Regions from separate parts of the Mus musculus genome. Here region 1 is linked to region 2. A link is a contact called in ENCODE Hi-C or POLR2A ChIA-PET data. All regions are on one chromosome and are shown on one strand. Each heading gives the region's core, a stretch centred on a gene start or an enhancer-like site at or near the end of the contact. The rest is flanking DNA. Distances are from core to core; before and after follow the strand shown.

Region 1 (4,197 bases), core at 684-3,183, 310 kb after region 2:
ACAAACAAACAAAACCCCTATCCAAACAGAAACACTCTGTGAACTTAACTTGTTGATTTTGCTCTTTCTGTGGATTCTCTTTCATATAAATCACCTATTCATTTTTAATATGTTCCTTATTCCACTGTATGACACTTTGTACTCAGAACTGTTTAATCGTTGAATCAAGGTAAAATTACAAAACTTTGGCTTCTCATTCCAACTCCTTCACAATTCTACTTCTTCCCATTTTATTTGCCCATCCATTTGTCTATACCAGCCACCCACCTATCCATCTTATCCATCCATCCATCCATCCATCCATCCATCCATCCATCCATCCATCCATCCAATAACATTTATGCAATATCTATCCGGTGTCTGGCATTATACTTTGTTCAGAGGACCGACTGTGATCCAGACAGGCCTAGTCTCTCTCCTCACAGTTGGCTGATTGGTGACTGGTGGTGAGCTGGAATACCAAACTTGCTTACATGTTGCAACATGCTCTGTGAGAGAGACAGCAGGGCCACTCTGCAGAGGAAGGAGCATGTAGGCTGGAATCTGACCTAGGAATAAGACGTTTTCTATTCTATCACTTGATGAGTGAGATGTGCAGAGGATGGAAGGTCTGGGGAGAGATAGCATGCACATTTAGAATTAAAGATAGGTAAAGCACTCGGAGGGTATTGTGCAGTTGGGATGGGACAGGGAAGGTTAGAATCAGGGAAAAGAAACAAGAGACTGATGCCACTGTGAGTTAGGGCTGTCAGTGAAATACCACAATCAGGTTTCAAATGGGGGAGGGACTAATAAGATTCGTGTTTTAAAAAGCATTGCTCTTCTTGTCTTGTGGGCAGTGGACAAAAGAGTGAAGGAAGCTAGAAATCCAGTGACAAGCTCCAATTTTACAAGAGATGATGGCACTGACCCATAACATGGCAGAAGAGGCAAGAGATGCAGACAGACTAGAAGGACTTAGATGTAGTCTGGTCTCCAATCTGCCACATAATTCATTTTATTTGCAATGCCTATTCCTCTGCTAGGCAAGTTAAGCCCGTATTTATGGGTAAAATTCTTATTAGGTTGATGTCAGTTCTACAAGAAGCCTTTGACCTTCAACCGGAAGAACCTGTCTAAGCTCTTACAATATGATTGCTCTGTGCCTTCTGTTTTGCCCAGAGAACGAATTTAGTCTTTGTTTTCATGCATACTTGTCTGATGAGTTAAATGGACAACTGAGCACTTCCCATCTTATCTGTGAAACAAATTCTAAAATTCTAAAAGCCTTTAGAATTTGTCCTATTCATGGCTAACTGGGATCTTGTCTTAGTTCTGAAAATTCTCCAGTTGTTTTTGTTTGTTTGTTTGTTTGTTTTTCAGATCTACATTGTAAAACTATTTAACCAATCTAAGAACTCATTCTATTCATTTGCTTATAAATATATTTATTCATTTACTCAATATATTTATTCAAAGCCTTCTGTCTTACAAGCTAGAGTCTTGATTTCTTTTTCTTTCTTTCCCTTTTTCCCCCTGGCTTTCTCATACATATCATTGTGGACGTCATGCTTTTCACTATGATAATTAAGATATCAGAAGGTTTTTGTTGTTGTTTTTTTTTTCCTGATATAAACACATGGTACTCAAACGAGCCATCTTAAGGCACGAGAAGTAACAGAGTTACAGAACAGTTCTTTTGGCTCTCTAGGTGGAATGCCAGCCTTTGATAGTTGGCACATGCCTTGCACAAAAGACCCGAATTTGGGTATTTGAGTGTCAGCTGGATCAAGTTAATCCTGTTCTGTTTTTTTAAACAGTTCCTGCTGTTTACGCAGTAGAAGCAGAACTAAACAGCACCAGATCCTGCAAAGGCACGACTCAGAAGAACAAGGGACACAACGGAGGGCTCTTAATGTAAAGAAACATTTTGACTTTGCCGGTCCGTCATCTCCCTAGCTCTCAGCCCGCCCTCACCCTGGACCCCGCCCTGCTGGAATGGGTGGTGGACTAGCCTTGGCTGGCAGGGATGCTTTTGAGTTCCAGGATTCTTCTAAACTGTGCTTGCTGTAAATGATTTTTATGCTAACATTGCATTGAAGTCCTTTTTTGGCAAATGCATCGCCATATAAGATTAAAAATAATTTGGAGGGCAGAATTTCTACCAGGAATTGATCAAACAATGTACTGTCGTGAACTGGTTCCAAATTCCTAATGCATCTGCTTTATACAGTCCCTGCTTTATAGAGCTACAATCCCCTGTTTGTCCGAGTTCAGTCTGCTTGTATGCTGGAAGAATCACACCCCTTTATTTCTGGCCTGGAGGGCTTCTTTCCAAGTTTTGGGAAAAAAAATCTCTCAAATAAGAAGTCACAGAAGCTTTAAATAATACGGTTGTTGCAAGCATCCTTGTTGAACATTTAGCGAACTATCCCGTTGCCTTTCCTGATCAAGGCAGATGTAAAACAGCCGCCTCCACACTTCTGCCAGAGCGGCCATCTTGAGTTCAGACGCCTTTTCCGAGAGTTTCTCTTGAAAGTCCCCAATTGAATACATCTGGTTCCCAGCAGAAACCGGATGTCTTGTTTGTTTGTTTAATTATTTTTATCTGAGGTTGCATCACTATCCAGTGGGTCTTTTTTGTAGAGAGTTTTAGGCTCATCTGGATGCTGTGCTTGGCCGTACTCTATGATCCTAGACTTTTTTTTTTTTTTTTTTTTCCTTTTCTTCTGGGATTGACTGTGCCTACTTTAGGGTTTAGTATTTATTTTATTTTTGATACTGGATTTTTATATTCGTAGGTCACTTTAATGTGCAAGAAGCAAAATCTTAAGCAGAACTTTCTTCAAGAAAAGCGAGATTCATTGGCTTTCATAAATTGAGTAGAGGGAGAGCTGCCGCATTCAGAGTTCAAAGGGATTGCAGGACTCTGTGTTTGTTTCTTGGCCCCATTTCCTGATGGTGGTAGTTTGGCCTCGTACATCACAGGCAATAGTGTACTACATTCTCTCAGTTTCAGGTCTTGCCAGAACTGAGTTTGCTTCCCAAGGTATTCAGTAAGAACATGAACATAACCGTCACTGGGCGGAATTTCTTCACATTACCTGTTTCTGAGAGTGATCGTTGTAGCTTGGCATCTGGAAGTGAGTGTAAACAACCATGCATACAACTGGGAAGATGCACCCATCTCGGTCCTTTGCTACATAATCAGTTGGGCAATCATAATTCCCCTTTCTCTTTCATTCACCCTATATAAGGCCCAGGTTTGGGTTGAAGGGAGATCTGACTTGTAACGTCATTTATAATACAGGTGTCCGGGTCTAAACGAACAAACATCGCAGAGATAGGGGTGATATTTTCATACTCATTGGCATTGGTTTTTTTTTTTTTCTGTTTAGCTGTATGGAATTTGTTCTGCTCACTTTAAAAAAATATTTTATGTGCTTTTGTGTTTTGCCTGCATGTATGTCTTGAACCACATACACGCCTAGTACCTGTGAGGCATTGGATCCCCTGGGACTGGAGTTCCAGATGACTGTGGGTGCTCAGAAGTGAACCGCTGGTGCTCTTACCATCTGAGCCTTCTCTCTAGCCCCTCTGTTCGGTTTTATCTTTCACTGTTACCTTTGTTTTTCTTTTTCCTTTACCCACTATGTAACCCATCAAATGCTTTCTCAGGAACTCAATGAGTCTATGACGAAGTATGTCTATCTCCAGGAAACTCTGCTTCTGGTCATCCATTGACTGGAATCAGCAGAGAAGGCGAAGGTACTAGAGCTACTTTGCTGACATAGATGGGGATTCCCAGGAAGGCTGCAGGGTACATAACAGTGTAATCCAGACGCTACAGTACTTACGATGAGAGTTAGCATGCTTTTCTTTTTTTTTTTTTTTATTTATTTATTATATGTAAGTACACTGTAGCTGTCTTCAGACACTCCAGAAGAGGGAGTCAGATCTCGTTACGGATGGTTGTGAGCCACCATGTGGTTGCTGGGATTTGAACTCCTGACCTTCGGAAGAGCAGTCGGGTGCTCTTACCCGCTGAGCCATCTCACCAGCCCTAGCATGCTTTTCAAACAGCACTGGGGGTTGTTATTGAGTAAGACGTACAGAACCCTTTCAAGGCCAGCACTGGGTTATACTCTGCTGGCCGTCATTTTCAAGATGTGACATTGATGGGTATCATACCCTGGTACTAGAGCCTGGAAAATGAGG
Region 2 (4,879 bases), core at 1,207-3,706:
CTCCCTCTACTGACCAGAACCTTGCCCCAAAACAGCCTGTAATAAACATCAACGCTGGCTTAGCTTGGGCTGCTATCTCTGGCGGAGAGATCTTTAAAGGATGTATCTAAATGCAATGTTTGAGTAGCTTCAGAGAGCTCTAATAGAACTGTAAATATCCCCGGTTTAATTAGCAGTCCTGCAGTTCGGTAATGGCCCATAGCTCTCTGAGCCGAGCCTCTTGAGGTTTCTAGACTTCAGAGGCTGCCTGCAACTATGCTGTGTGGACCTATGAAATTTTCCTTCTCCTGTACTCTAAACCCCCAGCTAGCCTTTCCTAGACACCTACTCGCAATTATTGCAAATCCATAACTGACTACTATCCTCCGGATTTCTAAAATGATCCAGTGTTTCAGCTTAGGTCTCAACTCAGAGATACTTTAGGGCTCAGATTGGCATCCTGAGAATTAAGTCCCCTGGGAAAAGAACAATAAGGAAGAAAACTCTACCTACATTGGAGTTGATGTCATTTTTTTTTTCCCTCCAAGCTCAAGGTGATCGCTTGCTTTGTGGCTGGTTGGTGGGGGAGGAGGGGCTGTACGCTAGTTATCAGCATTTCTGAACCAGCTCTCTCAACCGCGACAGGTCAGCCAATCCCGGCAGTAAGCTTTTACTTGACAGGTTTGTTCTGGGCTGACAGCCATTGACTAGGTGCTCAGATAAGTCACTTGGCTGAGTCTACGGTAGGTGGGGCGCGCTCACCAGTTCAGGGGCAGTGACTGGAAGTTTGTTGCAACATCGGTAAGCCTAACCAGCCAGCAGCAACAGGAGATACCCTTTTGCCCCGCGAGTACAGATCTAGAAAGGGTTCACCTCATTAAGCGAAGGAGATGCGTCAATCCCCCCCACCCCCGCCCCGCGCCTCCCCCTAGGGCCCGGCCTCTTCTCCCACGGTTGGGAACGCGCGGTGTGGGCAGATCCAGAACAGGAGTCTCGTGTCCCGGCCTTCTGGCTAGCTCTATGGGTTACAAGCGAAAGGGAGGAACAGCTTGGGGACTCTCCGCGTCAGCGTGCACAAACCGGCGGCGGCCAGCAGAGAGGGGTGGCGGGGGCACGTGCTTGGATGTGGCTGCTTGTGTAACCAGCTCCCCAGGCGCTCGGCCCCGACAGCGCTCCTGCGGACGGCTCGTGGATGCTATTCTCTGCTCCGATCCGGCAAGAGAGGGGTCCAGCAGACCACACGGGAGAAGGAGGCGGGGGCGATCACCTAATAGAGCAGAGGGGACCAAGCTCCTGCCCCAGGAGCACACAGATAGGGGAATGGGAATTTGGAAAGTTCCCCAACTAGGACCACACGTGACCTCCTCCTGAAAGTAGTTCCGACCGCGGCTCATGTATCCTTCCACCTCGCCTTTGAGCCCTCCCAGGCCTGCTCGCCCCGCCCACTCGCTGGCTGCAGCTTCCGAACGTCCCATACTCCACACCCGGGCTCAGTAACCGGGTCCTCGAACATGCAAGGTCCGACAGGGTCAGAACCTGGCCATCGCGATCCAATTCTGCCGGGTTTTCATAGCGGCCACGAAGTGGGGATTGGGGGTGGGGGCTTAGCTCTTTGAAGACTGAGCTTGGCTGTGATCCGGTAGACCCACCGCTGCGGGGAGCTGCGGGTCTCATCACCGGGCGGTGGAGGGGTGTGTGTGAGGTGCACTCTATTCACGGAGACCCACTTTGTCCAACCAGGGGTGTCCTTTGGGCCCTGGAAACTCAGGGGAGATGTGAATGTACACGCCCCGTATGCACAATCATCATGCTTGGCTGGGAGCGTTCATCTTTCGGGCAAATGAACCCAGCTGCCTGGGAAGCAAGAGGCGGGGCAGGGAACCGGAGCCCGATGAGGTGACCCACGCGGGAGACACAATAGGGGTTGTTCTTTGTGCAAAGACTGACACCTTGAGGACACCGTGAGGGGGAGAGGTGTGTTATCTAGGTAAAGACTGTCGCCGACAAATCCTAGCGAAGCACTGCAATCTGACCACAGCGCAGGGCAGGGAATGAAAGCCGTTCCGAAGAAACGCAGGGACAGACGCAGGAAGGATAATCCTGCCCCTGAGGCTCCCGGAGCACCGACCAAGGCGGTCAGCTAGTGCGATCCACCTGTGAGCGGTCAGCGATTGTGCTCAGCGCACCCTCACTCGGCCCCAGCCTGTTGTACCTTTGCCGGGTCTCTCTGCGCTGAGGCCAAAGCCGGCGTAGCTCCGGGAGCGAGCCGCGGACACACTGGGCATGCTCCGCGGCGTTCCCCGCCCCTGTCCCTTCCGACGCCCCGCCCCGCCCCGCCCCGTCCCCGGCTCAGCGCCCGCCTCCCGCCCGCCTCCCGCCTCCCCTCCGGCTTTCCGAGGCGCCCTGCTCTCCCGGCGGGGCGGCGGAGGGGGCGGGCTGGCCGGCGCACGGTGATGTGGCGGGACTCTTTGTGCACTGCGGCAGGATACGCGCTTGGGCGTCGGGACGCGGCTGCGCTCAGCTCTCTCCTCTCGGAAGCTGCAGCCATGATGGAAGTTTGAGAGTTGAGCCGCTGTGAGGCCAGGCCCGGCGCAGGCGAGGGAGATGAGAGACGGCGGCGGCCACGGCCCAGAGCCCCTCTCAGCGCCTGTGAGCAGCCGCGGGGGCAGCGCCCTCGGGGAGCCGGCCGGGCGGCGGCGGCGGCAGCGGCGGCGGGCCTCGCCTCCTCGTCGTCTGTTCTAACCGGGCAGCTTCTGAGCAGCTTCGGAGAGAGACGGTGGAAGAAGCCGTGGGCTCGAGCGGGAGCCGGCGCAGGCTCGGCGGCTGCACCTCCCGCTCCTGGAGCGGGGGGGAGAAGCGGCGGCGGCGGCCGCGGCTCCGGGGAGGGGGTCGGAGTCGCCTGTCACCATTGCCAGGGCTGGGAACGCCGGAGAGTTGCTCTCTCCCCTTCTCCTGCCTCCAACACGGCGGCGGCGGCGGCGGCACGTCCAGGGACCCGGGCCGGTGTTAAGCCTCCCGTCCGCCGCCGCCGCACCCCCCCTGGCCCGGGCTCCGGAGGCCGCCGGAGGAGGCAGCCGCTGCGAGGATTATCCGTCTTCTCCCCATTCCGCTGCCTCGGCTGCCAGGCCTCTGGCTGCTGAGGAGAAGCAGGCCCAGTCTCTGCAACCATCCAGCAGCCGCCGCAGCAGCCATTACCCGGCTGCGGTCCAGGGCCAAGCGGCAGCAGAGCGAGGGGCATCAGCGACCGCCAAGTCCAGAGCCATTTCCATCCTGCAGAAGAAGCCTCGCCACCAGCAGCTTCTGCCATCTCTCTCCTCCTTTTTCTTCAGCCACAGGCTCCCAGACATGACAGCCATCATCAAAGAGATCGTTAGCAGAAACAAAAGGAGATATCAAGAGGATGGATTCGACTTAGACTTGACCTGTATCCATTTCTGCGGCTGTTCCTCTTTGCTTTTCTGTCACTCTGATAACGTGGGAGTAGACGGATGCGAAAAATTTCTGTAGTTGGGGTGACTATAACGTTTAATTCTGGGCGCATTTCTAGATCGTGCATATTGTGTCTCTTCCAGTGTATTCAACCTAGGGAGTGTTCGGCTAGACGGAACTCATGCCTCCTTGCAAGTGTCAAGGCACGGATTGTTTTCTTGTCGAGCTCTGTGGTCTCTTCTTAAAATCTATTGTCCGGTAATACAGAGTACTGTACACTGGATTAGCGAGCTCGTCAATCCAGCCTTCTAAATGAACTAAAAAAAAAAAAAAAAATAGACGCTTTGGGTTGTGCATATTTCGATTAGATCGTGACTTGGGCCCTAGATCTAGGGTGTAGATGAGATTAAAATGAAAGTCCGTGCTGCACGTAGGCATGTTGCCTCAGAATCTTGCAGTGATTGTTTTTAGTTTCCTGGGTTGCATTGGAAGATTTTTCTGAAATGTGACTTGTGGACTGATTTGCATAACTTTATAAGCATAGTCATCGTCAGCATGGACGGTGCACATTTGAGGGTAGAAGTAGTTTTGTGTGTTTAAACCGACGTAATTACAAATTTGGAGCCTGCATTTGGAAGTTTTGTAGTTTAAAATCAATAGTGCCAGAATATATATCATTGGAGCTTTTAATAGAACTTTGTTAAATTAGACTTTCTTTCCTGATGAGATGTGGGATAGGATATGAAATTTGCATTTCAGTGGTATGTTCCATTCATTTGACCTCGCCACACTTGATAGAATGGAGATCGAATAGTTTTTGATCCCAGATGATGATGTCTGTGAGTCCAGGGATGCTTGCTGTGTGTGGCAAATGACTGCAGAGGTTAAACTCAGTTCTCACATGAAATTTAAGTAGTAGCGTGAATTCGCTGCTCATATTTTTTGTTTCAGGTGCTCTGACTCGTTGGCTTATCAGTGGGTTTTAGCCTGATTTGTGCAGAACGTCAAGTATAATTTAGCCCGCTAATATCCAGACAAACTGGCAGGAATGGATCACTGGCTCCAGATTGTAGGTATGCTAGCTCTCTGCATGCAGTAATTTACTGAGTCAGCTTGTTGAATAAGACAGAAACCCAAGAATTTTAACGTTGTATAGTTCTGATTGTCTAAAAGTTAGGCCTTTGTACTTCAAAAGTTCGTGGTTTAAAGCATTTATCTTTGCAGTTTCAGGTATGGTGCTGGTTATGATCAGGGGTAGGAAAGAGAGCCCTCCTCTTTTGCAGAGTGGGAAGTGTTGACAGAAATTGAGAGCTTTGGGGAGGCCAGTGTGCAAGGTGTGCGAAAACACAAGTTGCAGGTCTGAAGTGACTGAGCCTTTAAATGATTGGGCCTTTTGGTACAACCCAAAATTTTGTTATGTGACTTGTAGCATTGAACAGTATTTAGTTAAAATTATGTAATTTTATAATTG

Evidence for each region. Hi-C counts contacts between places; a loop is a spot of excess contacts on that map. ChIA-PET counts read pairs that join two places held with the same protein, here RNA polymerase II (POLR2A).
Region 1: a map of heart shows a loop between it and region 2 (3-fold over the local background). The contact joins the enhancer-like site here to the promoter of Pten in region 2. A Hi-C loop is called at or near these places in 4 of 37 maps with a recorded cell type or tissue (Patski, gastrocnemius and heart). POLR2A ChIA-PET finds 5 or more read pairs at or near these places in 1 of 5 experiments (Patski).

The regions. Positions count from the first base shown.
Region 1 is chr19:33,063,586-33,067,782 of GRCm38, forward strand. All of the region lies in intron 2 of Gm41835 (a long non-coding RNA gene), which reads right to left. Among named protein-coding and RNA genes, the nearest start is that of Gm41835, 9.3 kb to the right of the region's middle. Within about 2 kb of position 1,934, at least 1 of the 3 ENCODE cell types and tissues checked has a DNase peak (open chromatin) inside an H3K27ac peak, as active enhancers do; it is gastrocnemius, where a contact is called at or near this core.
Region 2 is chr19:32,755,121-32,759,999 of GRCm38, forward strand. Pten (phosphatase and tensin homolog) reads left to right here and starts at 2,457. Exons shown (of 9, transcript NM_008960.2): 1 at 2,457-3,403. The coding sequence starts at 3,325. It also overlaps the pseudogene Gm36566.